2 separate regions of the Homo sapiens genome follow, and region 1 is linked to region 2. A link is a loop called in an ENCODE intact Hi-C map of the cell type or tissue named here. Cell type or tissue: Caco-2. All regions are shown on one strand. Each heading gives the region's core, and the rest is flanking DNA. Links, peaks and the distances in the headings are about the cores only.

Evidence for each region. A loop is a pair of places that touch in the nucleus more often than their neighbours do. Peaks named below come from ENCODE experiments on the same cell type or tissue, not always from the same donor. Only the 100,000 strongest peaks of a DNase experiment are listed, where the experiment ranks them.
Region 1: it touches region 2 in a loop (17-fold over the local background); 8 of 110 quality-filtered maps call a loop at or near these places.

The regions. Positions count from the first base shown.
Region 1 is chr19:54,086,613-54,100,683 of GRCh38, reverse strand. It overlaps OSCAR (osteoclast associated Ig-like receptor), which reads left to right. Exons shown (of 5, transcript NM_133169.6): 2 at 904-936; 3 at 3,520-3,822; 4 at 4,531-4,812; 5 at 5,327-6,016. The coding sequence ends at 5,463. Among named protein-coding and RNA genes, the nearest start is that of OSCAR, 7.2 kb to the left of the region's middle. In Caco-2, for the core only: a CTCF peak has its summit at 3,984; DNase peaks (open chromatin) are centred at 3,823 and 4,683; H3K4me3 peaks cover 838 bases.
Region 2 is chr19:53,831,962-53,847,133 of GRCh38, reverse strand. No RefSeq gene overlaps it. Among named protein-coding and RNA genes, the nearest start is that of NLRP12, 15 kb to the right of the region's middle. RefSeq lists enhancers at 6,040-6,807, 6,808-7,577, 9,884-10,653, 12,194-12,961, 13,732-14,501. In Caco-2, for the core only: a CTCF peak has its summit at 4,821 (motif pointing left); DNase peaks (open chromatin) are centred at 4,853 and 8,030.

The sequences.
Region 1 (14,071 bases), core at 146-8,145, 250 kb before region 2:
GACACCCTGCAGGGGGACCAGGCAGCAGGTTTGGGATTCTAGGTTCAAATAAAGAACAGGGCTGGGGCCCAGACCCCTGGGTCCTAAAGCAAGAGAACACAGATTCCCGAAAGAGGAAGGAGGTGGGGACAGGTATCTCTGGTTCTTGAGGCAGGAAGAGGTCAGGAGACAGGGAGGACTCCCAGATTCTTATATGGGAGGGGGATGGAAGCCAGGACTCCTGATTCCCTGGGAAAAGGGGGCTGGGAACAGGGCTCTTAGCTCCTGAGAGAAGAGGGAAATGGGGACCCAGATTCCTGAACTCGTGAGAGGAGAAACTCTACGATCATTGTTCCCTGGAAAGGTGGAGTTCAAGGGCCTGAACTCTTGGTTGCCCAGGCCAGAGGGGTCTGCGTTCAGACTTCTTCGGTAGGTGGGCAATGGATGTCCAAATTTCTGCCTACTGAGACAGGAGGAGGGAGGGATAAGATTCTCATTTCCCAGAGGAGATAGGAGCTGGGAACTCAGATTCCTGGGTTACCAATGAGATGGGGCTGGCCACAAAGGGTTTTGAAAAGAACTCGCTGTTGGGCGCAGCGGCTCATGCCTGTGGGAGCCGAGGCCCAGCACTTTGGGAGGCCGAGGCGGGTGGATCACCTGAGGACAGGAGTTCAAGACCAGCCTGACCAACATGGCGAAACCCCTCTCTACTAAAAATACAAAGATTAGCCTGGTGTGGTGGCGGGCACTTGTAGTCCCAGCTACTACGGAGGCTGAGGCAGGAGAATCACTTGAACCTGGGAGGCAGAGGTTGCAGTGAGCTGAGATCACACCACTACACTCCAGCCTGGGCGACAGAGTGAGACTCTGCCTCAGACAAAAAAAAAAAAAGGAAAAAGAAACTAGTCCCTCAACCTCCTACAGGGCCTCTGTGTCACACAGACATCACTCCGTCTGGTGAGTAGCCACCCCATCCACTCTCCTTTTGTTGCTGACACCCCTTTTCCAATTACTCAGATTTTATTTTGGTGCCCAATCCCATCCCAGATATCCTTATTTTCCTCCCTCCCTCCATTCCTTCCTTCTTTTCTCATTCCCCTTAGTGGCCATTATAGGTGAGTACTGAAGACCAGGAACTTCTGAGGCAGAGGCCTAAGCTAGGACCTCAGTTTCACCATCGTATTCATTTATATGTGACCATATGACCTAGAACAAGTCACAGCTTGCTAAGACTCCATTTCCTTCTCTGTAAAATGGGCCGCTGTGAGATCTCATCAAATCACATGTGCAAAACCCTGAGCCTGGCACAGTACAGGGCTTAAGAAATAGGATCTTGGGCTGGGCGCAATGGCCAACGTCTGTAATCCCAGCACTTTGGGAGGCAGAGGCGGGCGGATCACAAGGTCAGATCGAGATCATCCTGGCTAATGTGGTGAAACCCCGTCTCTACTAAAAAAAAAAAAAAAAAAAAAAAATTAGCCGGGTGTGGTGGGACGCACCTGTAATCCCAGCTACTCAGGAGGCTGAGGCAAGAGAATCGCTTGAACCCAGGAGGCAGAGGTTGCAGTAAGCTGAGATCGCGCCACTGCACTCCAGCCTGGGTGACAGTGCAAGACTCCACTTCAAAAACAAACAAACAAACAAAAAAAACTCTTTTGGAGATATTTCAGTGTCGCTATAGCTATCTCTACCTATTTATTTTATTTATTTATTTATTTATTTTGAGACCAGTTTCTCTCTGTCGCCCAGGCCGGAGTGCAGTGGTGCAATCTCGGCTCACTGCAACCACCTCCTGGGTTCAAGGGATTCTCCTGCCTCAGCCTCCTGAGTAGCTGGGACTACAGGCACACACCACAATGCCCGGATAATTTTTGTATTTTTAGTAGAGACAGGGTTTCCCCATGTTGGTCAGGCTGGTCTGGAACTCCTGACCTCAGGTGATCCCTCTGCCTCAGCCTCCCAAAGTGTTGGGATTACAAACATGAGCCCCCTCACCCGACCCTTATTTTTATTCATTTTTAGAGATGGGGTCTCATTGTGTCACCCGGGCTGGAGTACGGTGGCTCTATCATAGCTCACTGCAGCTTTGAATTCCTGGGCTCAGACAATCCTCCAGCCTCAGCCTCCCAAAGTGCATGCCACCATGGAGTTCTCACTCTGTTGCCCAGGCTGGAGTGCAGTGGCATGATCTCAGCTAACTGCAGCCTCCGACTCTAGGGTTCAAGTAATTCTCCTACTCAGCATCCCAAACAGCTGGAACTACAAGCTAGCACTACCACGCCTGGCTAATTTTTCTGTTTTTAGTAGAGATGGGATTTTACCATGTTGGTCAGGCTGGTCTTGAACTCCTGACCTCAGGTGATGCACCCACCTTGGCCTCCCAAAGTGCTGGGATTACAGCTGTGAGCCACCGGACCCAACAGCCTTCCTGTACTCTTAATTTGTGTGATTTGTGAATAAGTGATATCTGCCAGTACTATCATTTGTCCTCTAGTTTTGTCTTTTAGCATACACAACTTAAGAAATTTGAAGTGGTCAAATTAATTAATCTTCCATACAACTTTTTATTTTATATTTTAAGAAGCCTTCCTTACCCCAAGACAAATATATTTTCCTATAGTTTTTTGAATACTTTTATAGTTTAAAAAAAAAGAAACACAGGGTCTTTAATTAATCTGGAAGTTGTTTTGGGAAATGGTATGAGGTAGGGATCCAACATTTTTCTTTTCCAAATAGCAAGTTTTGGCAACTCTTGAAATACTATATTGCAAATATTCTGGAAAGCTATTTAAAATTAGAGTTCTGGCTGGGCGTGGTGGCTCACACCTGTAATCCCAGCACTTTGGGAGGCCGAGGTGGGAGGATTGCTTGAGCCCAAGAGTTCAAGAGTAGCCTGGGCAATATAGCGAATGCTCGTCTCTACTAAAAATTAAAAAAAAAAAAATTAGCCTGGTGTAGTGGCATGTGCCTGTGGTCCCAGGTACTCAGGAGGCTGAGGTGGAGGACTGTTTGAGCCCAAGAGATTGAGGCTGCAGTGAGTTGAGAACATGCCACTGCACTCCTGCCTGAGCAACAGAGCAAGACCCTGCCTCAAAAAAAAAAAAAAAAAAAAAAAAAAAAGTCTGGGTGTGGTGGCACAAGCTTGTAAACTTAGCACTTTGGGAGGCCGAGGTGGGAGGATTGCTTGAGGCCAGTAGTTTAAGACCAACCTGCTCAACATAGGGAGACCGCCCCCTCCCATCTCATTACTTAAAAATAATAATAATAATAAAATTACAGAGTTCTGGGACCTGACCTTTTGAAACTGTGTTTACAAACTGTGGAGTAAAGCTCAGAAGTTTCTGTCCTGCCCCTCTGATTTGCACCTGGTTTTAACAAGGCTTGATTGTAGTCCAGTCTCTCCCTGATTTTACAAACAGGAAACTGAGGCTAAGAAAGGGGCAGTAATTGTCCAAGGTGATTTTCCTCCTTCCCCAACTTCCCTTTCATCTTCTGGGGCTCCCAGGAGGCCCGAGGACCCAGGCAGCCCCGTTTATTCAGTCCCCCCAGCTTCATACCACCCTAAGCCATGGCTGGGAGCTCAGCCGGCTACAGTTGTGACCCCTGGGGTCAACGTGACCTTGAGATGCCGGGCACCCCAACCCGCTTGGAGATTTGGACTTTTCAAGCCTGGAGAGATCGCTCCCCTTCTCTTCCGGGATGTGTCCTCCGAGCTGGCAGAATTCTTTCTGGAGGAGGTGACTCCAGCCCAAGGGGGAAGTTACCGCTGCTGCTACCGAAGGCCAGACTGGGGGCCGGGTGTCTGGTCCCAGCCCAGCGATGTCCTGGAGCTGCTGGTGACAGGTGAGGTCCTGGGGTCGGGGAGGAGAAGTGGGTGGAACAAGGGAGTTGGGGGAGGGACAGAGAGATATAGGGAAAGAGAGACAGAGCGAGGCGGGCAAACAGATTCACAGACACAAGAAAAGACAGATACAGAGACACTAGGGGGAGAGAGAGAGACAGGGGAGCAGAGAGAGAGAGAGGTACAGTGCGGGGGGAGAGAGAGAGAAAGAGGCAGAAGGAGAAAGGGAGGCAGAGAGAGAGGGAGGCAGAGAGAGAGGGAGGCAGAGAGAGAGGGAGGCAGAGAGAGAGGCAGGCAGAGAGAGAGGGAGGCAGAGAGAGAGGGAGGCAGAGAGAGAGGGAGGCAGAGAGAGAGGGAGGCAGAGAGAGAGGGAGGCAGAGAGAGGGAGGCAGAGAGAGAGGCAGGCAGAGAGAGAGGCAGGCAGAGAGAGAGGGAGGCAGAGAGAGAGGGAGGCAGAGAGAGAGGGAGGCAGAGAGAGAGGGAGGCAGAGAGAGAGGGAGGCAGAGAGAGAGGGAGGCAGAGAGAGGGAGGCAGAGAGAGAGGGAGGCAGAGAGAGAGGCAGACAGAGAGAGAGACAGGCAGAGAGAAAGAGAGGCAGAAAGAGAGAGAGAGGCACAGAGAAAGCGAGAGACAGAGGAGAAGGAGAAACAGAGCGAGCGAGCGAGCGGAAGACGCTCACGCGGCCCCGGACTCTCACCCCGTCTCTGCAGAGGAGCTGCCGCGGCCGTCGCTGGTGGCGCTGCCCGGGCCGGTGGTGGGTCCTGGCGCCAACGTGAGCCTGCGCTGCGCGGGCCGCCTGCGGAACATGAGCTTCGTGCTGTACCGCGAGGGCGTGGCGGCCCCGCTGCAGTACCGCCACTCCGCGCAGCCCTGGGCCGACTTCACGCTGCTGGGCGCCCGCGCCCCCGGCACCTACAGCTGCTACTATCACACGCCCTCCGCGCCCTACGTGCTGTCGCAGCGCAGCGAGGTGCTGGTCATCAGCTGGGAAGGTGAGGGCCCTGAGGCCCGGCCCGCCTCCTCCGCCCCAGGAATGCAGGCCCCAGGACCTCCGCCCTCAGACCCAGGAGCCCAGGCCCCCAGCCTCTCCTCCTTCAGACCCAGGGGTCTAGTCCTGCAGCCCCTCCTCCCTCAGACCCAGGATTCCTGGGACCCAGCCCCTCCTCCCTCAGATCCAGGAGTCTAGTCCTCCAGCTCCTCCTCCCTCAGACCCAGGATTCCCGGGCCCCAGTACCTCCTCCCTCAGACCCAGGACTCCAGGCCCCCAGCCCCTCCTTCCTGGACCCAGGACTCCAGGCCCCCAGCCCCTCCTTCCTGATCCAGCAGTCCAGGCCCCAGCCCCTTCTTCCTGGACCCAGGAGTTGAAGCCTCCATCGACTCCCCCTCAACTTTGAGACTGTAGAGTCAGGTCCCTAAGTCCACCCCAGGGGCTGGAAACCTGGAGTTCAGGGCCCAGACTTTGGGGTCCGGGAGCTGATGGCCCCTCTCTCCCGGCTCCGCCCGCAGACTCTGGCTCCTCCGACTACACCCGGGGGAACCTAGTCCGCCTGGGGCTGGCCGGGCTGGTCCTCATCTCCCTGGGCGCGCTGGTCACTTTTGACTGGCGCAGTCAGAACCGCGCTCCTGCTGGTATCCGCCCCTGAGCCCCAGGAGCACTGCAGCCCGAGACTTCCAACCTGAGTGGCGGAGAAGCTGGGACCCTGGGCTGGACTGTCCTTTCCTGCAGCCCCACAGTCCTGCTGGCTGAGCTCCGCGGAACGGTCCTTAGACCCCGCTGTGCCCTGTGCTGTAGCTTCTTTCCAGGCCTTTCCCAAGGAGTAGCTGAAAGGAAGACGCGATTAGTGGTTAAGACTTCCAAGCCAGAAGACAGAGGGTTCGAATCCCAGCACTGCCGTCTACTCACTGTAGTAGTAGCAGCTACAGAAAGGTAGTAGTGAGACGTGAAGCCAGCTGGACTTCCTGGGTTGAATGGGGACCTGGAGAACTTTTCTGTCTTACAAGAGGATTGTAAAATGGACCAATCAGCACTCTGTAAGATGGACCAATCAGCGCTCTGTAAAATGGACCAATCAGCAGGACACGGGCGGGGACAATAAGGGAATAAAAGCTGGCGAGCGCGGCACCCCACCAGAGTCTGCTTCCACGTTGTGGGAGCTTTGTTCTCTTGCTCTACACAATAAATCTTGCTGCTGCTAACTCTTTAGGTCCGTGCCATCTTTAAGCGCTGTAACACTCACCACGAAGGTCCCTGGCTCCATTCTTAAAGTCAGCGAGACCACAAACCCACAGGAAGGAACCAACTCTGGACACGGTAGCAGCATTCAGAAAGCGCCCTTCCCCAACTCTCTCTTGCCTTGACGGTAAAATGGATGCACTGATAAAACCCACTTCATAGGATTGTTGTAGGAGTCAGTGGGTAATACACATAAAACATTTAAAGCAGTAACTGGCCCGTAGTAAGTGTTCAATAAATGTTAGCTACCCTGTAACACCGATTTCTACCAGACTCAGTGCCGAAAGGAAGGTCTCACCTTTTTGCCATCAAGCATAATCAAGCACGACTTTTTCTTTCTTTCTTTCTTTCTTTTTTTTGAGAGAAGATCTCACTCCACCCAGGCTGGAGTGCAGTGGCGTGATCTCGGTTCACTGCAACATCCGCCTCCCGGGTTCAAGTGATTCTCGTGCCTCAGTCTCCTGAGTAGCTGGGATTACAGGTGTGCGCCATCACGCCCAGCTAATTTTTGTATTTTTAGTAGAGATGGAGTTTTGCCAAATTGGCCAGGGTGGTCTCGAACTCCTGACCTCAAGTGATCCACCTGCCTCGGCCTCCCGAATAGCTGGGATTACAGGTGCGTACCACCATGTCCGGCTAATGTTTGTATTTTTAGTAGAGACGGGGTTTCACCATGTTGACCAGACTGGTCTTGAACTCCTGACCTCAAGTGATCCGCCCGCCTCAAGAACTGAATTTTGAAGTCTAATTAGCCACCTGGGGGCGCTAACGTGTTGAAAAGACGGGAGGAGAGACTGAGCGGGTCTTCCGGGGTTTGATCTCAGTGCCAGAGGGGCCTTGGTAGAACATATGTGGGACAACCTCCCCGGCATATGTGGCTGTGGGAAATAATAACAATTTTAAAAAAGGAATAAGCCGGGGGTGCTGGCTCACACCTGTGATCCTAGCACTTTGGGAGGCTGAGGCAGGTGGATCACGAAGTCAGAAGTTCGAGACCAGCCTGGACAACATGGTAAAACCCCGTCTCTACTAAAAATACAAAAATTAGCCGGGCATGGTGGCGGGCGCCTGTAATCCCAGCTACTCGGGAGGCTGAGGCAGGAGAATTGCTTGAACCCAGGAGGCGGAGGTTGTAGTGAGCCGAGATTGCATCACTGCACACTCCAGCCTGGGTGACAGAGCAAAACTCCGTCTCAAAAAAAAAAAAAAAAAAAAAAGAATAAAGAAGAGACGCAGGTTATAAGGAAGGCACCAGACCTGGATGAGGCTGTGATGTCATCAAATCCAGTCTTCCCACTTTATAAATGGGAAAATGGTGGAAAGAGAGGTGATATTAAGTTTACCTAAACATGTACAGGAAGTCAGTGGCACATCAGGGAGTCTTTTTTTTTCCTTTTTCCCTCTTTTTTTATTTTATTTTATTTTATTTTATTTTTTTTGAGGTGGACTTTCGCTCTTGTTGCCCAGGCTGGAGTGCAATGGCGCCATCTCGGCTCACCACAACCTCCGCCTCCCAGGTTCAAGTGATTCTCCTGCCTCAGCCTCCCGAGTAGCTGGGATTACAGGTGTGAGCCACCACACCTGGCTAATTTTGTATTTTGAGTAGAAACAGGGTTTCTCTGTGTAGGTCAGGCTGGCCTCGAACTCCCAAACTCAGGTGATCCGCCCGCCTCAGCCTCCCAAAGTGCTGGGATTACAGGCATGAGCCACCGTGCCCGGCCCTCTTTTTTTTAAAATGTATTTCCACCCAAAGCAGAGAAAAAGAAGTCTTGGCCGAGTTTGTACTTCAACTTAACTCCATGTATTCATCCATTCAATCACTCCTTCATTCACCATTCACTCATTCATGTCTAGCATTGATTCTCATCCTTATTCATTTCTATTGAGCATCTCTTTTTCCTTTGCTTTCATTTGTACATTTGTCTATTTCATTTGTCCTTATCCATCATGCATTCATTCATATTTCCATCCATTTACCCATCCATTTCTTCATTAACCAGTTTTTAATCCACTGAACTATTTATTCATTCAATATCCATCTATCTACCTGTGCATTTATCTATCCAATAAGCTTGAGATTTTTTTTCTTTTTGAGATGGAGTCTTGCTCTGTTTCCCAGGTTGGAGTGCAGTGTTGTGATCTCAGCTCACTACAATCTCCACCTCCCGGGTTCAAACGATTCTCCTGCCTCAGCCTCCCAAGTAGCTGGGATTACAGGCACCTGCCACCATGCCCGGCTAATTTTGTGTTTTTAGTAGAGATGGGGTTTCACCATGTTGGCCAGGCTGTTCTCGAACGCTTGACCTAAAGTGATCCATCTGCCCACCTTGGTCTCCCTTTAAAGTGCTGGGATTACAAGCGTGAGCCACTGCACCCAGCTGAGATTTCTTCATAGCAGTTTACCAGTGACCAGTGTTCAATGAATGCTTATTGAGTGAGTTGTAGTCACAATGCTTATTTCATTTTCTACCACTGAACATCTTTTCATACTGGTCATTTTGCTGGGTGATCCACATAGGTTATTTCTGATCTTTATCAACAGCCCCCAAGTCACACAGAAGTGCTTAACTTGGGACTTGTCTGTGTGGTTAGACTGCTGGGTCTTTTCCCCCTGTTCCTGCCTCTTAAAGCAATGACAACACTGCCATCACCACGCCTGGCCAATTTATTATTACTATTATTATTATTATTTTTTTTTGAGATGGAGTCTCGCTCTGTTGCCAGGCTGTAGTGCAATGACGCGATCTCGGCTCACTGCAACCTCCGCCTCCTGGGTTCAAGCGATTCTCCTGCCTCGGCCTCCCGAGTAGCTGGGATTACAGGCGTGTGCCACCACCACGCCCAGCTAACTTTTGTATTTTTAGTAGAGATGGGGTTTCACCATGTTGGCCAGGATGGTCTCGATCTATTGACCTCGTGATCCACCCGCCTCGGCCTCCCAAAGTGCTGGAATTACAGGCGTGAGCCACCGCGCCCGGCTAATTGTTTACTTTTTATAGCTATGGGGTCTCACCATGTTGTCCAGGCTGGTCTTGAATGCCTGGCCTCAAGCCATCCTCCTTCCTTGGCCTCCCAAAGTGCTGGGATTCCAGGAGTGAGTCACTGCGCCAGGCCTAGGGCTTCCACTGATTTCCCCTAGTCTCATTCATCCTCGTATCACTCATGTATTCAATGTCTACCGTGCATGGCATTGTGCTAGAGTCCGGCGGTCCAGTGGGGAGCAATAGCAGACGTAAACCCTGCACTCATGGAACTCACAAAGTATTAACCAAATCACTGCATAGTGTATTGGTTACAGAGCACTTTAAGCTGTTGTAAAAAAGAATCTCCCGGCCAGGTGCAGTGGCGCACACCTGTAATCCTAGCACTTTGGGAGGCCAAGGCAGGTGGATCACCTGAGGTCAGGAGTTCGAGAGCAGCCTGATTAACATGGTGAAACCCTGTCTCTACTAAATACAAAAAATTAGCCTGGTGTGGTGGTGCATGCCTGTAATCCCAGCTACTCGGGAGGCTGAGGCAGGAGAATCACTTGAACCCGGGAGGCGGAGGTTTCACTGAGCCGAGGTCGTGCCATTGCACTCCAGCCTGGGCAACAAGAGCCAAGCTCCATCTCATAAAAAAGAGAGAGAGAGAGAAAAAAAGAATCTCCTTCACCACCGGAAAAAAACTAGATATAAATGTACCTCTCTCTCACTTAACAGTAAATCACTGGGCAATCTCAACGATTTACTTGTTAAGGTGGGATGGTTTTGCTTTTATCAACATGTAGCTTTAATTTCTGGTTCTGAGCCCCAAGAAAGTGGAGAGGACAGAGAGAAAAGGGCTCACACAATTATTATTATTTTTTTTTTCCGAGTTGGAGTCTTGCTCTGTCGCCCAGGCTGGAGTGCAGTGGCGCGATCTCGGCTCACTGCAAGCTCCGCCTCCCGGGTTCACGCCATTCTCCTGCCTCAGCCTCCCGAGTAGCTGGGACTACAGGCGTCCACCACCACACCCGGCTAATTTTTTTTGTATTTTTAGTAGAGACGGGGTTTCACCGTGTTATCCAGGATGGTCTCGATTTCCTGACCTCGTGATCCGCCTGCCTCAGCCTCCCAAAGTACTGGAATTACAGGCGTGAGCCACTGCGCCCGGCCCACACAATTATTTTTTAAGAGCAGGACCTAGAATTTGAGCATATATCTTCCTATCGCATCCCATTGGCTAGAACTTAGTCTCATGGCCAGGTCTAGCCGCAAAAGTGACTGATGGAAATATGGTCTCTAGCCTGTGCCCTTCTAAAAATGAGGGTGGGAGGGGGTGGGATAGGTGCAGTGGCTCACTCGTAATCCCAGCATTTTGGGAAGCTGAGGCAGGAGGATGGCTTGAGGCCAAGAGTTTGAGACTCCCTTCTCTATTCAAAAAAAAAAAAAATACAGTAGGCCAGGTGCGGTGGTTCACGCCTGTAATCCCAGCACTTTGGGAGGCCAAGGCAGGCAGATCACCTGAGGTCAGGAGTTGGAGACCACCCTGGCCAATATAGTGAAACCCCGACTCTACTAAAAATACAAAGCTGTAATCCCAGCTACTCGGGAGGCTGAGGCAGGAGAATCACTTGAACCCTGGAGGCAGAGGTTGCAGTGAGCTGATACACGCCATTGCACTCCAGCCTGGGCCACAGAGCGAGACTCCGTCCCAAAAAAAAGAAAAACAACGAATAAAACAAAAAAACAAAAAACAAACAAAAAAAAGTTTAATGATTTTTCTTCTCTCTAGGAGAAAATATGGAAGTAAAACAGGACCCATCTGAAGATCGTGTGTCCTCTGCTGATTTTAAATAGCCATGGAAAGTTAATGCCACCGCAAGGGGCAGCCCCGCCCTGGCACTCTGGAAACCTGGTACTTATCCACGCAATCAGAGGCTTGAACCACAGCTAAGCTGAGTCTCGGCGGGACCTCTTCTGATCCTCCGGGCACACAAGAGGATTGGGGGCTGGGGAGGAGCTGCTTCAAGGACACCTCCGTTTTACCTCCCGTGATACCGTGATATAGTAAGAAATATGTACTTGGTCTTCAGCTTTGGTTCCAAAGACACCCTTCTCACCCCATCACTCTGGAATTTCCAAAAACCCTTGGTGAGAAGGGTGTCTTTTGTTGTTTATAAGGAGCCTCTTTTCTCTTTCTCTCTTTCTTGCTTCCTTCCTTCCTTGCCTCCCTCCCTCCCTCCTTCCTTTTCTCTTTTCTTTTTTCTTCTTTCTTTCTTTTTCTTTCTTTCTTTTTCTTTTCTTTCTTTCTTTCTTTCTCTCTTTTCTTCTTTCTTTCTCTCTTCCCTTTCTCTCCCTTTCCTTTCCTTTCTCTCCCTTCCCCTCCCCTCCCCTCTCCTCTCCTCTCTTTTCCTTTCTTTTCCTTCCTTTCCTTCTTTCCTCTAATCCCAGCACTTTGGGAGGCCAAGGCGGGCGGATCACTTGAGGTCAGGAGTTTCAGACCAGCCTGGCCAACATGGTGAAACCCCGTCTCTACTAAAAATACAAAAATTAGTCGGGCATGGTGGCAGGCACCTGTAATTCCAGCTACTCTGGAGGCTGAGGCAGGAGAATCCCTTGAACTAGGATGCAGAGGTTGCGGTGAACCGAGATCTCACCACTGCACTCCAGCCCGGGCTACAGAGCGAGACTCCGTCTCAAGGAAATATAAAAGAAAATAAAATAAATGTCTCCCAAAGAGACAAGTCAGATTAGCCTAAACCCAGGAATAACTACAGGCAGTTTGAGGGCCAAAGGCAAGGTAGGGGCTGGCCAGATCCGATCTCCTTCACTGCCATCCTTTGCTCACTCTCGTAATTTTTGCAAAGGAGGTTTCAATTGCATGGTTGTCAGCGAACATCCTATTCATCCATTTCTTGCTTTCTACCAGTAAAATTGAACTTTATAGGCCTGCTTTGTGCTTTTAAGGCTAACTAGCAAAATTCCAGAGTTTAGCCTTAAAAAATATTTATAATTGGCCGGGCACAGTGGCTTACACCTGTAATCCCAGCACTTTGGGAGGCTGAGGCGGGCGGATCACAAGGTCAGGAGATCGAGACCATCTTGGCTAACATGGTGAAACTCCATCTCTACTAAACACACACACACACAAAAAAAAAAGTAGCCGGGTGTAGTGGCACACGCCTGTAGTCCCAGCACTTTGGAAGGCTGAGGTGGGCGGATCATGAGGTCAGGAGATCAAGACCATCCTGGCTAACATGGTGAAACCCCGTCTCTACTAAAAATACAAAAAAAAAAAAAAAAAAAGTAGCTGGGCATAGTGGCACATGCCTGTAGTCCCAGCTACTTGGGAGGCTGAGGCAGGAGAATCACTTGAACCCGGGAGGCAGAGGTTGCAGTGAGCTGAGATTGTGCCATTGTACTCCATCCTGGGTGACAGAGTGAGACTCCATCTAAAAAAAAAATTCTTTATAATTGATCAAAAGAAGTTTAAGAAATGGATTAAGAAGATCTCTTCTTTGCAGCTGTAGGGGAGGAGAGGGAGCTAGAGAGAGAGAGGGCATTGAGAGAGGAGAAAAAGATATTCTGTGCCATAAAACTAATTCAAGAATGTAGTTTAGGCGAGGCATGGTGGTTCACACCTGTAATCCCAGAACTTTGGGAGGTCGAGGCAGGCGGATCACTTGGGCCCAGAAGTTCGAGACCAGCCCTGGCCAACATGGCAAAACACTGTCTCTACTAAAAGTACAAAAATTAGCCCAGCGTGGTGGCACAACCCTGTAATTCCTTGTACTTGGGAGGGCTGGGGCAAGAGAATCACTTGAACCCGAGAGGCAGAGGTTGCAGTGAGTCGAGATCACACCACTGCACTCCAACCTGGGTGACACAGTGAGACCCTGTCTTAAAAAAAAAAAAACAAAAAAAAAAACAGAGTGGGGTGGGGGGCTGGGGGAGGGATAGCATTAGGAGAAATACCTAATGTAAATGATAACTTGATGGGTGGAGCAAACCAACATGGCACATGTATCAAACCTGTACATTATGCACATGTACCCTAGAACTTAAAGTAAAAAAACAAAACAAAACAAACAAACAAAAAAACGGAATGTGGATTGATAAGTTAATAAACTGAGAATATTAAAAAGGCTCTAAATGTGTTTTATAGTCTTATGTAGTATGGAGATCTATGGATATTTATTACAGCAGCCAGTGTTCCATTCTGTGGTTCCATAAATCTGTGCTTTGAAGTGTAATTTGCACAAAATAATCTTGTAGGAGTCCAAAGACATTAGAAATTATTGCCAGTATTGCAATCATTATTTTGAAGGAGAAACCTTGGTGCCATTTGGTGGTCTTACTTAATATTTTGTTGCCCTGGTAACAATCTTATGATTGACATCTGAATTTCCAAGCAGAATAAATGCTTGTAAAAACAATTCTGTTAAATCAGAAGCTATGCATTGGTGTCTGTGTCTTAGTCTGTATTCTGTTGCTTAGAACAGAACACTTGAAACCAGATAACTTATAAAGAAAAGGAATTTATTTCCTGTAGTTAATGGAGGTTGGAAAGTCCAAGGTGGAGGGGCTGCATCTGGTGAGGACCTTCTTGCTGTTGGGGACTCTCTGGAGGGTTCCGAGGTGGCACAGGGCATCACAGGGCAAAAGAGCTGAGCGTGCTACTTAAGTCTCTCTTCCTCTTCTGATAAAGCCACCAGTCTCACTCCCAGGGTAACCCATTAATCCATTAACTCACTAATCCATTAATCATTAATCCATGAATGGATTAGTTCATTCATGAGAAAAGAGTCCTCATGACCCAATCACCTCTTAAATGCCCGACCTATCAATACGGCCACATTAGGGATTCAGTTTCACCATAAGTTTATTTATTATTTATTTATGTATTTTTTGAGACAATGTCTTGCTATGTCACCCAGGCTGGACAGCAGTGGCATGATCTCAGCTCATTATAACCTCCACCTCCCAGGTTCAAGTGATTCTCCTGCCTCAGCCTCCTGAGTAGCTGGTATTACAGGCACGTGCCACCATGCCCGG
Region 2 (15,172 bases), core at 1,495-9,494:
TGGAGTGCAGTGGCGCAATCTCAGCTCACTGCAAACTCCACCTCCCAGGTTCAAGCGATTCTCCTGCCTCAGCCTCCTGAGTAGCTGGGATTACAGGCGCGTGCCACCAGGCCCAGCTAATTTTTGTATTTTTATTAGAAATGGGGTTTTACCATGTTGATAAGGGCTGGTCTCGAACTCCTGACCTCGTGATCCACCCACCTCGGCCTCCCAAAGTTCTGAGATTACAGGCGTGAGCCACTGTGCCCGGCCGCACACTGATTTTCTTGATAACATTTTCTTTTCTCTAGCTTCCTTTATTGTAAGAATATAGTATATTATACATAGAATATCAACTTTTTTTTTTTTTTAGGTAGGGTCTGGCTCTGTTGCCCAAGCTGAAGTGCAGTGGCACGATCTCGGCTCACTGCAACCTCCACCTCCTGCGATTTGGGGCCTCAGCCTCCCAAGTAGCTGGGATTACAGGTGAATGCCACCATGTCTGGCTAAATTTTTAGCAGAGGGTCTTACCATGTTTGCCAGGCTGGTCTTGAACGCCTGGCCTCAAGTGATCTGACTGCCTTGGCCTCCCAAAGTGCTGGGGTTATAGGTGTGAGCCACCACACCCGGCCTATTTTTTCTTTTTTCTATTTATTTATTTATTATTATTATTTTTTGAGACGGAGTCTCGCTCTGTCACCCAGGCTGGAGTGCAGTGGTGCAATCTCGGTTCACTGCAAGCTCCGCCTCCCGGGTTCACGCCATTCTCCTGCCTCAGCCTCCCGGTAGCTGGGACTACACGTGCCCGCCACCGCGCCCGGCTAATTTTTTTGTATTTTTAGTAGAGACGGGGTTTCACTGTGTTAGCCAGGATGGTCTCGATCTCCTGACCTCGTGATCTGCCCGCCTCGGCCTCCCAAAGTGATTACAGGATTACAGGCGTGAGCCACCGCGCCCGGCCTCTTTCTTTTTTTAATCTGATTTTCTCCTAGAGCCTTCGGATGAGACCTACCATTCTTTTATTTTATTTTATTTTATTTATTGTACTTGAATGTCAGTAGGGAAAGTATCTGAGTCACAGAGCACCAAAGTATGTTAGCAGCGGAGAATGCGTATGAGTCTGCAGCAACTTCCATTTTTGCCTCTTCAGAAGAAAGAATTCCACTGGGGGAATAAGGCAGGAGAGACCAAGGCAAGCTTTAGAGCATTAGTGAAAGTTTATTAAAAACTTCAGAACAGGAACTAGGCGGGCGCAGTGGCTCACGCCTGCAATCCCAGCACTTTGGGAGGCCGAGGCGGGCGGATCACAAGGTCAGGATTTCCAGACCCAGCCTGACCGATATGGTGAAACCCCATCTCTACTAAAAATACAAAAATTAGTTGGCCGTGCCGTGATGGTGGGTGCCTGTGGTCCCAGCTACTCGGGAGGCTGAGGCAGGAGAATCGCCAAACCTGGCAGGTGGAGGTTGCAGTGAGCCAAGATCGCGCCATTGCACTCCAGCCTGGGCAAAAGAGCAGGACTCCTTCTCCACAAAAAGAAGAAAGAGAGAAAGAAGGGAGGGAGGGAGGGAAGGAAGGTAGGAAGGAAGGAAGGAAGGAAAGGAGGGAGGGGCTGGGCACCGTGGCTCATGCCTATAATCCCAGCACTTTGGGAGGCCGAGGCGGGGCGGATCACCTGAGGTCAGGAGTTCGAGACCAGCCTGGCCAACATGGCGAAACCCCATCTCTACTAAAAATACAAAAATTAGCTGGGCGTGGTGGTGGGCGCCTGTAATCCCAGCTACTCAGGAGTCTGAGGCAGAAGAATCTCTTGAACCCGGGAGGTGGAGGTTGCAGTGAGCCGAGATCGCACCATTGCACTCCAGCCCAGGCGTCAGGGCAAGACTCCATCTCAAATAAAGAAGAAGAAAATGAAACTTTATATTGATAACCTGGATTTGCCTCATTCTTCAGTTTCTTAACTCCATGTGTATTTGGGGGCTGCTTTGCACATAGGGCCCTTTCACAGGAGGGGAAGGCTTGTTACACAGCAAAAGGTATTGGGCGCACTCCTGCGCAGGTTTCCTCTCCGCTCTGCTTCCCCTTTGTGGACCGAAACTGATGACAATACACACCTCGTGGGTTGTTGAGTGATTACGTAACTTAATGCATGTAAAGGGCTCAGATCATTGCCTGACACACAGTACGTGGTGCTCAGTAAATGTTGGTTGTTGTGGTTATATGCAATTATTCCAAAATCTGAAAAATCAGAAATCCGAAACGCTTCTGGCCCCAAGCATTTTGGATAAAGGATACTCAACTCTTATTTATATACTAAAATACTATTTACTTCATCCTTTCCTTAAAATACATATATTTCAGCCTGGGCAACATAGTAAGACCCCGTCTCTACAAAAAGATACAAAGATTAGTTGGGCATAGTGGTGTGCACCTGTAATTCCAGCCAGCTGGGGGGTTGAAGTGGGAGGATTGCTTGAACCTGGAAGGTTGAGGCTGCAGTGAACTGTGATCTTGCCACTGCCCTCCAGCCTGGACAACAGAGCAAGACCCTGTCTCAAAAACAAATAAATAAAAAACAAAAACCATATGTTTGCTTAAATTAAAAAAAAACACAAAAAACAAAACTTCGGCTGGGCACGGTGGCTCACACCTGTAATCCCAGCACTTTGGGAGGCCAAGGTGGGCAGATCACGAGGTCAGGAGATCGAGACCATCCTGAGTAACATGGTGAAACCCCGTCTCTTTTAACACACACACACACACACACACACACACACACACACACACACACACAAAAGCCAGGCGTGGTGGCGGGCACCTGTAGTCCCAGCTACTCGGGAGGCTGAGGCAAGAGAATGGTGTGAACCCAGGAGGCGGAGCTTGCAGTGACCCGAGATCATGCCACTGCACTCCAGCCTGGGTGACACAGCAAGACTCGGTCTCAAAAAAAACAAAACAAAACAAAACAAAAACCTTCAAGCAGCTATGACATAAGTGAGCACAGGTTTACTCATTAGTCTTTGTGTACGTATCAAAGAAAAACGTGAGCAAATATTTACATACCAAGTGTCCTGAAATTAGGATCAACTATATATTTATTCCATAACTTGTCATTGTAGAAGACATTATTTTTGTAGCATTTAGAGACTCATTTGAATAATTCAAATGATTATGAACTTGCAACCTGGAAACCATGACAGTTATGGACAGCTATGTTTTCTAGAATCTTTTTTTTTGTGTAAAATTCCCGATTAAACGGTGTAAATTATGTTTGCAAAAAGAAGGTGAATTTGCTGAACAAACGTATGATAATTAGCCATGGCTGTGACTTTGCCGATAGTTTTTGTTTTGTTTTGTTTTGTTTTGAGATGGAATCTCACTCTGTCACCCAGGCTGGAGTGCAGTGGCATGATCTGCAAGCTCACTGCAAGCTCTGCCTCCTAGGCTAATTTTTTGTATTTTTAGTGGAGACCGGGTTTCACTGTGTTAGCCAGGATGGTCTCGATCTCCTGACCTCGTGATCCGCCCATCTCAGCCTCCCAAAGTGCTGGGATTACAGGTATGAGCCACCACACCCGGCCTTTGCCGATAGAGTTTTAAGTATCTCAACCTGCACGGAAGACTGCATAGATTATTTTAGAATCTGGAACAAATAAAAAGTCATTCCTCTTTGCAAAGTTATTCTGTGCATAAAATAAATAAATGACTCTAACAGATTAAGTCTAGAACAGTGGTTCTCAACGGAGGGCAATTTTGCCTCTTGTTTTAAGATGTAGGGTCTTTTGGGGGGTGGGGTTGTATGTTTGTTTGTTTTTTGAGACAGGGTCTAGCTCTGTCACCCAGGCTGGAGTACAGTGGCGCAATCTTTGCTCACTGCAACCTCTACCTCCCGGGTTCAAGCGATTCTCCTGCCTTGGCCTCCTGTATAGCTGGGATTACAGGCGCCTGCCACCACACCCGGCGAATTTTTGTATTTTTAGTAGAGCCGGGGTTTCACTATGTTGGCCAGACTGGTCTCGAACTCCTGACGTCAGGTGATACTCCTGCCTCGGCCTCCCAGAGTGCTGGGATTACAGGCGTGAGCCACTGCGCCTGGCAAAACGTAAGCTTTATTATTCAGTTATTGTGAGGCCAACAGATCAGGAGACAGTTGCCATTGATAAGACAGTTTGTGGCTGGACACGGTGGCTTTTGCCTGTAATCCCAGCACTTTAGGAGGCAGAGGCAGGTGGATCACCTGAGGTCAGCGGTTCGAGACCAGCCTGGCCAACATGGTGAAACCGCGTCTCTACTAAAAATACAAAAATCAGCTGGGCGCGGTGGCAGGTGCCTATAATCCCAGCTACTCGGGAGGCTGAGGCAGGAGAATCGCTGGAACCCGGGAGGCAGACGTTGCGGTGAGCCCAGATTTCGCCACTACACTCCAGCCTGGGCGACAGAGCGAGACTTTGTCTCAAAAAGGTAAGTAAATTAAATAAATAATAGAAAACATCTCTGCTATTTTTGTCAGAGTTGAATCACCCAAGTAGAATTACTGTAAGAATATTCATGCGTGAGACCATATTAATTTCTAAAACTGCCGGTTGACCTTCTGAACTGGCTTTACCCTCTGCTGGTCATCACTGGCTTTAACAAAGAAGAGGTTTTTTTCCCCCTAAGGGAACAATGGCATTCCTTTAACTTGCATTTCTTACTGATTTGTTATCAGAACTTGGCACTTGGCTGCGTGTCAATTTATGGCATTGTTCACTGAGACTATTCCTATTAAGTTTTACTTCCTCAGTTGACTCCGTGGTGAGTCATTACAAAGTTTAAAGGGAACGCGATTAGGTTTACTTCCCCTCGAACAGCCTGTCTTCTGCTCGCCCACCTGTGTCTCAGCGCCCTCTACTGGTGCCTAAAATCCTATCATAATTTAGTCCACAGGAAATAAAACAAAATCCTCTGCAGTCCCAGGCCAGCCCTAGCCGGGCCCTCCGAAACAGAGGTCAGAGGTCAGTCTAGAAAACTCAGAAAGGGGCGCTTTTCATTGTTCCATATGAAAATCATTCCAATTTTGATTTTCACCATCCACGGAAGCCTCAATTTAAAAAAAAAAGTATCTTGCATGAATTGACTGCTGGGCAATCAGTCCTAAGATTGAAATTGTTTGTGATTTTCAGTTACCGGTTAATGACTAGACAATTAGGCAGAAAGAAATCACTTGCCCAGGCCGGGTGCGGTGGCTCACGCCTGTAATCCCAGCACTTTGGGAGGCCGAGGAGGGCGGATCAGCTGAGGTTGGGAGTTCAAGACCAACCTGGCCAACATGGTGAAACCCCGTCTCTACTAAAAATACAAAAAAATTAGCCAGGCATGGTGGCGGGCGCCTGTAATCCCAGCTACTCGGGAGGCTGAAGCAGGAGAATTGCTTGAACCCGGGAGGCAGAGGTTGCAGTGAGCTGAGATCATGCCACTGCACTCCAGTCTGGGCAACAGAGCAAGACTAGGTCTTAAAAACAAAAAGAGAGAGAAAATAAATCACATGCGCCAGGCAGAGCTGTGTAACCCAAGCCTCAATTTGCTCAGGTGTAAAAGATGCATTCCACCTTCCAAGAATGTTCATTAATTTTCTTAAGTACAGGCATATGTGGAGCCCAAGGTCGTTACAGCTAACTCTGGTCCCCTTAGTTTTATATACTTTGACCAGTAGGAGTGTTCCTAAAACTAGCTAGATAGGAGAGTTGTTTTATAGAAATTATATCTCTTCTTGGCAATAAAACTAGGGTACCTTCTATCTGAAGCCTGAATTGAAAACGTAATACCAATTTGGACCAAGCACAGTTGCTCACGCCTGTAATCTCAGCACTTTGGGAGGCCAAGGAGGGAGGATTGCTTGAGCCCGGGAGTTTGAGACCAGCCTGGGCAACATAGTGAAACCTCATCTCTACTAAAAATTAAAAAAAGAAATTAGCCAGATGTGCTGGTACGTGCCTGAAACCCCAGCTACTCAGGAGACTGAGGCAGGAGGATGGCTGGAGCCCAGGAGTTTTGAGGTTTCAGTGAGTCATGATTGCACCACTGTACTCCAGCCTGGGTGACAGAGTGAGATCATGTCTCAAAAAAAAAAAAAAAAACAACTAAGAATAAAAAAAATAAAAACGCAAAACATGGTACCATTTTAGTTTTTCTTTCTTGTTTTTTTTTTTTTTTTTTTTGAGATGTTGTCTTGCTCTGTCGTCCAGGCTGGAGTGCAATGGCACAATCTCGGCTCCCTGCAACCTCTGCCTCCCAGGTTAAAGGGATTCTCCTGCCTCATCCTCCCGAGTAGCTAGGATTGCAGGCATGCACCACCAAGCCCAGCTGATTTTTGTATTTTTAGTAGAGACGGGGTTTCACCATGTTGGCCAGGCTGGGCTCGAACTCCTGACCTCAGGTGATCTGCCCAACTCGGCCTCTCAAAGTGCTGGGATTAGAGGCTTGAGCCACCGCTCCCGGCCTGTTCTGGACTTTTTAAAAGCATTTTAATTAATTTAAAGTATTAATTTAGGCCAGGCACGGTGGTTTACGCCTGTAATCCCAGCACTTTGGAAGGCTGAGGCGGGCGGATCACCTGAGGTCAGGAGTTCGAGACCAGCCTGACCAGCATGGCAAAACCCCATCTCTACTAAAAATGCACAACAAATTAGCCAGGCATGGTGACGCACACCTGTAATCCCAGCTACTCAGAAGGCTGAGGCAGGAGAATCGCTAGATTCCGGGAGGCAGAGATTGCAGTGAGCCAACATCGCGCCACTGCACTCCAGCCTGGGCGACAGAACAAGACTCCATCTCAAAAAAAAATAAAAATAAAAAAAGAATTAATTTAAAAACAACAAGAACAAAAGAATGAAAAGTAATTCGTGAATAACCTTTTCATATTGATTGCATGAAATAATAATGTTTTGGATATAGTGGGTTAAATAAAATACATTAACTTTATTTGTATTGATTTATATAATTTTTTTTTTTTTTCAGACAGAGTCTCACTCTGTCGGTCAGGCTGGAGTGCAGTGGCACGATCTCGGCTCACTACAACCTCCGTCTCCTGGGCTTAAGTAATCCTCCTGCCTCAGCCTCCCGAGTAGCTGGGATTACAGGCACCCACCACCACGCCGGGCTAATTTTTGTATTTTTAATAGAGACAGGGTTTCACCATGTTGGCCAGGCTGGTCTCAAACTCCTGACCTCAGGTAATCTGCCCGTCTCGGCCTCCCAAAGTGCTGGAATTACAGGCGTGAGCCACCGCACCCGGCCTTAATTTTTTTTTTTTTTTAAACAGAGTTTTACTCTTGTTGCCCAGGCTCGAGTGCAATGGCGCGATCTCGGCTCACCACTCCCTCTGCCTCCCAGGTTGAAGTGATTCTCCTGCCTCAGCCTTCCTAGTAGCTGGGATTACAGGCATGCGCCACCACACCCAGCTAATTTTGTATTTTCAGTAGAGACGGGGTTTCTCCATGCTGGTCAGGCTGGTCTCAAACTCCTGACCTCAGGTAATCCGCCTACCTCGGCCTCCCAAAGTGCTGGGATTACAGGCGTGAGCATGAAGGGGTGGGTTGCCCCTCCACACCTGTGGGTGTTTCTCGTTAGGTGGAACAAGAGACTTGGAAAAGAAAAAGACACAGAGACAAAGTATAGAGAAAGAAATAAGGGGGCCCAGGGGACCAGCGTTCAGCATACGGAGGATCCCCCGGCCTCTGAGTTCCCTTAGTATTTATTGATCATTTTGGGGTGTTTCTCAGAGAGGGGGATGTGGCAGGGTCATAGGATAATAGTGGAGAGAAGGTCAGCAGATAAACACGTTAACAAAGGTCTCTGTATCACAGACAAGGTAAAGAATTAAGTGCTGTGCTTTAGATATGCATACACATAAACATCTCAATGCCTTACGGAGCAGTATTGCTGCCCGCATGTCCCACCTCCAGCCCTAAGGCGGTTTTCCCCTATCTCAGTAGATGGAACATACAATCAGGTTTTACACCGAGACATTCCATTGCCCAGGGACGGGCAGGAGACGGATGCCTTCCTCTTGTCTCAACAGCAAAGAGGCATGCCTTCCTCTTTTACTAATCCTCCTCAGCACAGACCCTTTACGGGTGTCGGGCTGGGAGACGGTCAGGTCTTTCCCTTCCCATGAGGCCATATTTCAGACTATCACATGGGGAGAAACCTTGGACAATACCTGGCTTTCCTAGGCAGAGGTCCCTGCGGCCTTCCGCAGTGTTTGTGTCCCTGGGTACTTGAGATTAGGGAGTGGTGATGACTCTTAAGGAGCATGCTGCCTTCAAGCGTCTGTTTAACAAAGCACATCCTGCACCGCCCTTAATCCATTTAACCCTGAGTGGACACAGCACATGTTTCAGAGAGCATGGGGTTGGGGGTAAGGGCATAGATTAACAGCATCTCAAGGCAGAAGAATTTGTCTTAGTACAGAACAAAATGGAGTCTCCTATGTCTACTTCGTTCTATACAGATACAGTAACAATCCGATCTCTCTTGCTTTTCCCCACAGAGCCACCATGCCTGGCCCTTATTTTTTATTTCAATAGAGTCTTAGGGAGCAAGTGGTGTTTGGTTACATTAATAAGTTATTTAGTGGTGTTTTCTGAGATTTTGGTGCATCCATCACCCGAGCAGGGCACGCTATGCCAAATGTGTACTCTTTTATCCATCACCCCTACTCCCACCTTTTCCCCAAGTCCCCAGAGTTCAATGTATCATTCTTATGCCTTTGCGACCTCATAGCTTAGCTCCCACTTATGAGTAACAACATGTGATGTTTGGTTTTCTATTCCTGAGTTACTTCACTGAAAATAATAGCCTCGGATTCCACCCAGGTTGCTGTGAATGCCATTATTTTGTTCCTCTTTATGGCTGAATAGTATTCCATGGCATATATATATATATATATACCACATTTTCTTTATCCACTCGTTGATTGATGGGCATTTGGGCTGGTTCCATATTTTTGCAATTACAAATTGTGGCAATGAACATGTGTGTGCAAGTATCTTTTCTGTATAATGACTTCTTTTCCGCTGGGTAGACACCCAGGAGTGGGATTGCTGCATCAAATGGTAGGTCTATTTTGATTTTATTTTATTTATTTACTTATTTGAGACAGAGTCTCACTGTGTCGCCCAGGCTGGAGTGCAGTGGCACGATCTTGGCTCACTGCAACCTCTGCCTTCTGGGTTCAAGTGATTCTCCTGCCTCAGCCTCCTGAGTAGCTGGGATTACAGGTGCCCGCCACCACACCCGGCTAATTTTTTTGTGTTTTTAGTAGAGACGGGGCTTCACCATATTGGCCAGGGTGGTCTTGAACTCCTGACCTTGTGATCCACCCGCCTCGGCCTCCCAAAGTGCTGGGGTTACAGGCATGAGCCATCGCACCTGGCCCTACTTTATTTTTGTAATTGTAATTTTATTTTATTTTTACACAGATGCCTGTATGTGACAGAGTAGGGGTGACGGCTGCGATTAGTGTGGCCCAAGTCCATTGTTTGCCCCTGTACCTCATGGCTGTGTGACCTTGGCCAAGTGAACAAGGGCAAATTTGCCCTTTCTGTTTTTGGGTGTTTTTTTGTTTTGTTTTTGTTTGTTTAGACACGGTCTCACTCTGTTGCCAAGGCTGAAGTGCAGTGGTGCGATCACAGCTCACTGCAACCTTGACTTACTGGGCTCAGGTGATGCTCCCACCTCAGCCTCACGAGTAGCTGGGACTGTGCCACCATGCTCAACTAATTTTGTATTTTTTGTAGAGATGGGGTTTCTCCATGTAGCCCATTTCATGCGCGTCCGTGTGAAGAGACCACCAAACAGGCTTTGTATGAGCAACATGGCTGTTTATTTCACATGGGTGCAGGCGGGCTGAGTCCGAAAAGAGAGTCAGCAAAGGGAGATAAGGGTGGGGCCGTTTTATAGGATTTGGGTAGGTAAAGGAAAATTACAGTCAAAGGGGGTTTGTTCTCTGGTGGGTAGGAGTGGGGGTCGCAAGGTGCTCAGTGGGGGAGCTTCTTGAGCCAGGATGAGCCAGGAAAAGGACTTTCACAAGGTAATGTCATCAGTTAAGGCAAGGACCGGCCATTTACACTTCTTTTGTGGTGGAATGTCATCAGTTAAGGTGGGGCAGGGCATATTCACTTCTTTTGTGATTCTTTAGTTACTTCAGGCCATCTGGGCGTATACGTGCAGGTCACAGGGGATGCGATGGTTTGGCTTGGGCTCAGAGGCCTGACATTCCTGCCTTCTTATATTAATAAGAAAAATAAAACAAAATAGTGTTGAAGTGTTGGGGCGGCGAACATTTTTGGGGGGTGGTATGGAGAGAGAACGGGCGATGTTTCTCAGGGCTGCTTCAAGCGGGATTAGGGGCGGCGTGGGAACCTAGAGTGGGAGAGATTAAGCTGAAGGGAGGTCTTGTGGTGAGGGGTGATATTGTGGGGATGTTAGAAGAAACGTTTGTCGTATAGAATGATTGATGATGGCCTGGATACGGTTTTGTATGAATTGAAAAACTAAATGGAATAACAGAAGGAGAAAAACAGGTATAAAAGGTCTAAGAATTGGGATGACTCAGGATATCTGATTAGAGAGTGCCTAAGGAGATTCAGCATAGTCCTGCCAGCAAAGATTATTTATTTACTTCAAGAGTTAAGAGTGGCAGTTTGGGGATAGCACCAAGAGATATCAGCTGTGATGGCTTGGAAAAACAGTGTAAACCGGCCGTGTAAACAAGAGCAGGGCATGTATGAGTAGTTGAGAATGGTGAATAGGAGTATGATTAGACAGAAGATAGTAGGGATGACAAGTATTTTTTGGGGCACAGTCTAAGTTGGTCTGGTGTCGAATGAGACTGGGGCCTAATAAAAAGGAGCGTCTATACAGGAGCTTAAATGGGCTGTACCCTGTAGCATTCCCAGGACAGGCCTGAATTCTGAGAAGGGAAAGTGGTAAAAGTATTGTCCAGTCCTTTTTAAGTTGGTGACTGAGCTTGGTGAGGTGTGTTTTTAAAAGACCTTTAGTCCATTCTAATATTCTTGAAGACGGAGGACCGTAGGGATATAAAGGTTTCACTGAATACTAAGAGCCTGAAAAACTGCTTGGCTGATTTGACTAATAAAGGCTCATCTGTTATCAGACTGTATAGAGGTGGGAAGGCTAAACTGAGGAATTATGTCTGACAGGAGGGAAGAAATGACTGCGGTGGTTTCTCAGACCCTGTAGGAAAGGCCTCTACCTATCCAGTGAAAGTATTTATCTAGACTAAGAGGTATTTTAGTTATCTGACTCAGGGCATGTTGAGTAAAGCTAATTTGCCAGTCCTGAGTGGGGCAAATCCTCGAGCTTGATGTGTAGGGAAGGGAGGGGGGCCTGAATAATCCCTGAGGAGTAGTAGAATAGCAGATGGAACACTGAGAAGTTATTTCCTTGAGGATAGATTTCCACGATGGAAAGGAAATGAGAGGTTCTAAGAGGCAGGCTAGTGGCTTGTACTATAGCATAACCTGCCTTTGCTGGTGTGTGGCGATTAGGCCTGGTGGAACCACCATCAATAAATCAAGCGTGATCAGGGTGAGGAACAGGAAAGAAGGAAATTTGGGGAAATGAGGTGAATGTCAGGTGGATCAGAGAGATACAGTCATGGGGGTCAGGTGTGGTACCTGGAATAATGTGGGAGGCTGGATTGAAGTCCGGGCCAGGAACAATGGTAATTGTGGGACTCAACAAAGAGTGAGTGCAGCTGAAGGAGCCGGGAAGCAGAAAGTATATGCGTCAGGTATGAGGAAGAAAATAGATTTTGGAAGTTATGAGAACTGTAGAGAGTGAGTTGAGCATAGTTTGTGATTTTGAGGGCCTCTAAAAGTATTAATGCAGCGGCAGCCCCTGCACGCAGACATGAGGGCTAGGCTAAAACAGTAAGGTCAAGTTGTTTGGACAGAAAGGCTACAGGGTGCAGTCCTGGCTCTTGTGTAAGAATTCTGACCACGCTAACCATGCCTAGGAAGGAAAGGAGTTGTTTTGTAGAAGGTGCTGGGGTTTGAGAGATCACTAGGACACGATTGGCAGGGAGAGCACGTGCGTTTTTATGAGAATTATGCCCAGATAGGTAACAGATGAGGATGAAATTTGGGCTTGACTGAAGTAATGGGGGCTGTCTGTGAAGCCTTGCGGCAGTACAGCCCAGGTAATTTGCTGAGCCTAATGGGTGTCAGGGTCAGTCCAAGTGAAAGCGAAGAGAGGCTGGGATGAAGGGTGCAAAGGAATAGTAAAGAAAGCATGTGTGAGATCCAGAACAGAATAATGGGTTGTAGAGGCAGGTACTGAGGATAGGAGAGTATATGGGTTTGGCACCACGCGGTGGATAGGCAAAACAATTTGGTTGATAAGGTGCAGATCCTGAACTAACTTGTAAGGCTTGTCTGGTTTTAGGACAGGTAAAATGGGGGAATTGTAAGGAGAGTTTATAGGCTTTAAAAGGCTATGCTGTAGCAGGCGAGTGATAACAGGCTTTAATCTTTTTAAAGCGTGCTGCGGAATGGGATATTGGCGTTGAGTGGGGTAAGGGTGATTAGGTTTTAATGAGATGGTAAGGGGTGCATGATCGGTCGCCAAGGAGGGAGTAGAGGTATCTTATACTCGTGGGTTAAGGTGGGGGGATACAAGAGGAGGACACAAAGGAGGCTTTGGATTGGGAAGAAGGGCGGCAATGAGATATAGCTGTAGTCCAGGAACAGTCAGGGAAGCAGATAATTTAGTTAAAGTGTCTCAGCCTAATAAGGGAACTGGGCAGGTGGGGATAACTGAAAACGAGTGCTTGAAAGAGTATTGTCTAATTGGCACCAGAATTGGGGGAGTTTTAAGAGGCTTAGAAGCCTGGCTGTCAATACCCACAACAGTTATGGAGGCAAGGGAAACAGACCCTTGAAAAGAAGGTAATGTGGAGTGGGTAGCCTCCGTACTGATTAAGAAGGGGACAGACTTACCCTCCACTGTGAGTTACCTAAAGCTCGGCATCCGTGATGGTCTACGGGGCTTCTGAGGCGATCAGGCAGCATCAGTCTTCAGCCGGTAAGCCGAGAAGGAGTCAGTCAGAGAGCCCTGGGCTAGAGTTCCAGGGGCTCTGGGAGTGGCTGCCAGGTGAGTTGAACAGTCCGATTTTCAGTGGGGTCCCACACAGATGGGACGCGGCTTAGGAGGAATCCCGGGCTGCGGGCGTTCCTTGGCCCAGTGGCCAGATTTCCAGCATGTGTAGCAAGTTCCTGGGGGAAGAAGGTTCTGGAGGAACGCCTGGCTGCTACAGTTCAGGCATTTGGAAGTTCTTGTGTGCTGGAGATGTGGCTGGGGTTTGTCTCACAGTGGAGGCAAGGAATTGCAACTTTTTTCTGTTATTACACACCTTGAAGGTGAGGTTAATTAAGTCCCGTTGTGGGGTTCGAGGGCCAGATTCCAGTTTTTGGAGTTTTATTTCATGTCGGGAGCAGATTGGGTAATAAAATGTATGTTGAGAATAAGACGGCCTTTTGACCTTTTAGGGTCTAGGGCGGTATAGCGTCTAAAGGTTGCTGCCAAACGAGCCATGACCTGGGCTGGGTTTTCATCTTTACCTTGGGTAGTTTCTTTAAGTTTGTCATAATGAACAGCTTTGTAAGCTGCTTTTTTAAGCCCTTCAACTAGGCAGGAAACCATGTAATCTCGCCTAGCTATACCTGGGGAATTTGCCTGGTAGTTCCACTGGGGATCCTCTCGGGGAACTGCTCTAATGCCTTCCTGGAGGTCTGGCTCATGAAGCCAGTGGTTAGCAGCATGAGATTGGGCTAGAGAACAAACTCTTTCCCGTTCATCTGGGGAGAGGGTAGAAGTCAGGATGACATTTAAGTCACTCCAGGTTGTTGTAGGACAGAGTTAGATATTGGAATTCCTGTATATGTTTAGTGGGGTCTGATGAGAAAGTGCCTAAACGTTGACTGATCTGAGAGAGGCGTGATAGAGAAAAAGGTACATGTACCCTGACTGCCTTCAGCTCCAGCCACCTCTCTAAGAGGAAATTCTTGGGCAGGTGGGGAGGAGCTAGTCGCGGAACTAAACTGTAAGCCGGGCCGGGTGTGAGGAGGGGAGGTGGTAGAAGGATTATAGGGTGGAGGAGCGGAGGCTGAGGAAGAATTGGGACCTAGCTCGGCCTGGCGAGGAGGGGAGAGGTCAGACGGGTCTGTAGAAAAGGAAGATTAGAAAGACTCAGCGACGCTTGGGGTTGGTACTGAGGGGACAGGCGGGAGGGAAAGAAGGAAGATTTGGGACGAGTTGCACTGGGCACAGAGACTAGGAAGGGACTGATGTGTAAAAGAATGCCTGGACGTCAGGCACCTCAGACCATTTGCCCATTTTACGACAAGAATTATTTAGATCTTGCAGGATGGAAAAATTGAAAGTGCCGTTTTCCGGCTATTTGGAACTGCTGTCCAGTTTGTATTGGGGTCAAGCGGCATTGCAGAAGAAAATAAGGCATTTAGGTTTTAGGTCAGGTGTGAGTTGAAGAGGTTTTAAGTTTTTGAGAACACAGGCTAAGGGAGAAGGAGGAATGGAAGGTGGAAACTTACCTATAGTGAAGGAGGAAAGCCCAGAGAAAAGAGTAGAGACACGGAGAAGGGGTGGGGGGTTCTTGCCCTCCAGGAAAGCAGAGAAGGGGTTGGGGCACGGAAATAAGGGATTGGGGCACACAGATAAGAGGTCAGGGTGTGGAAATAAGGGATTGGGGCGCAGAGATAAGAGGTTGGGGTGCGGAAATAAGCGATTGGGGGGTTCTTGCCCCCTAGGAAAGCGGGACTTGCCGCTGAGGGTGAAGGACCAAGGCAGGCGTCCCTGCGTGGTCTGACACCCTTGAAATGTGAGTGTATAATCAGAGAGGCGTCCCTGTAATGATTAAACGCCAAGGGAAGGCTGCCTTCCCAGTCCGTGACCGGCGCCGGAGTTTTGGGTTCACGGATAAAACGTGTCTCTTTTGTCTCTACCAGAAAATGAAAGGAATTGAAATTAAGAGAAGGGAGAGATTGAAGTGTGGCGCCAAGATTGAAAGGAGAAAGAGGTTGAGGGATAGTGAGGGAGGTTGGAGAAGAGAGTAAAAAGAGGCCGCTTACCAGATTTGAAATTGGTGAGATGTTTCTTGGGCTGGTCGGTC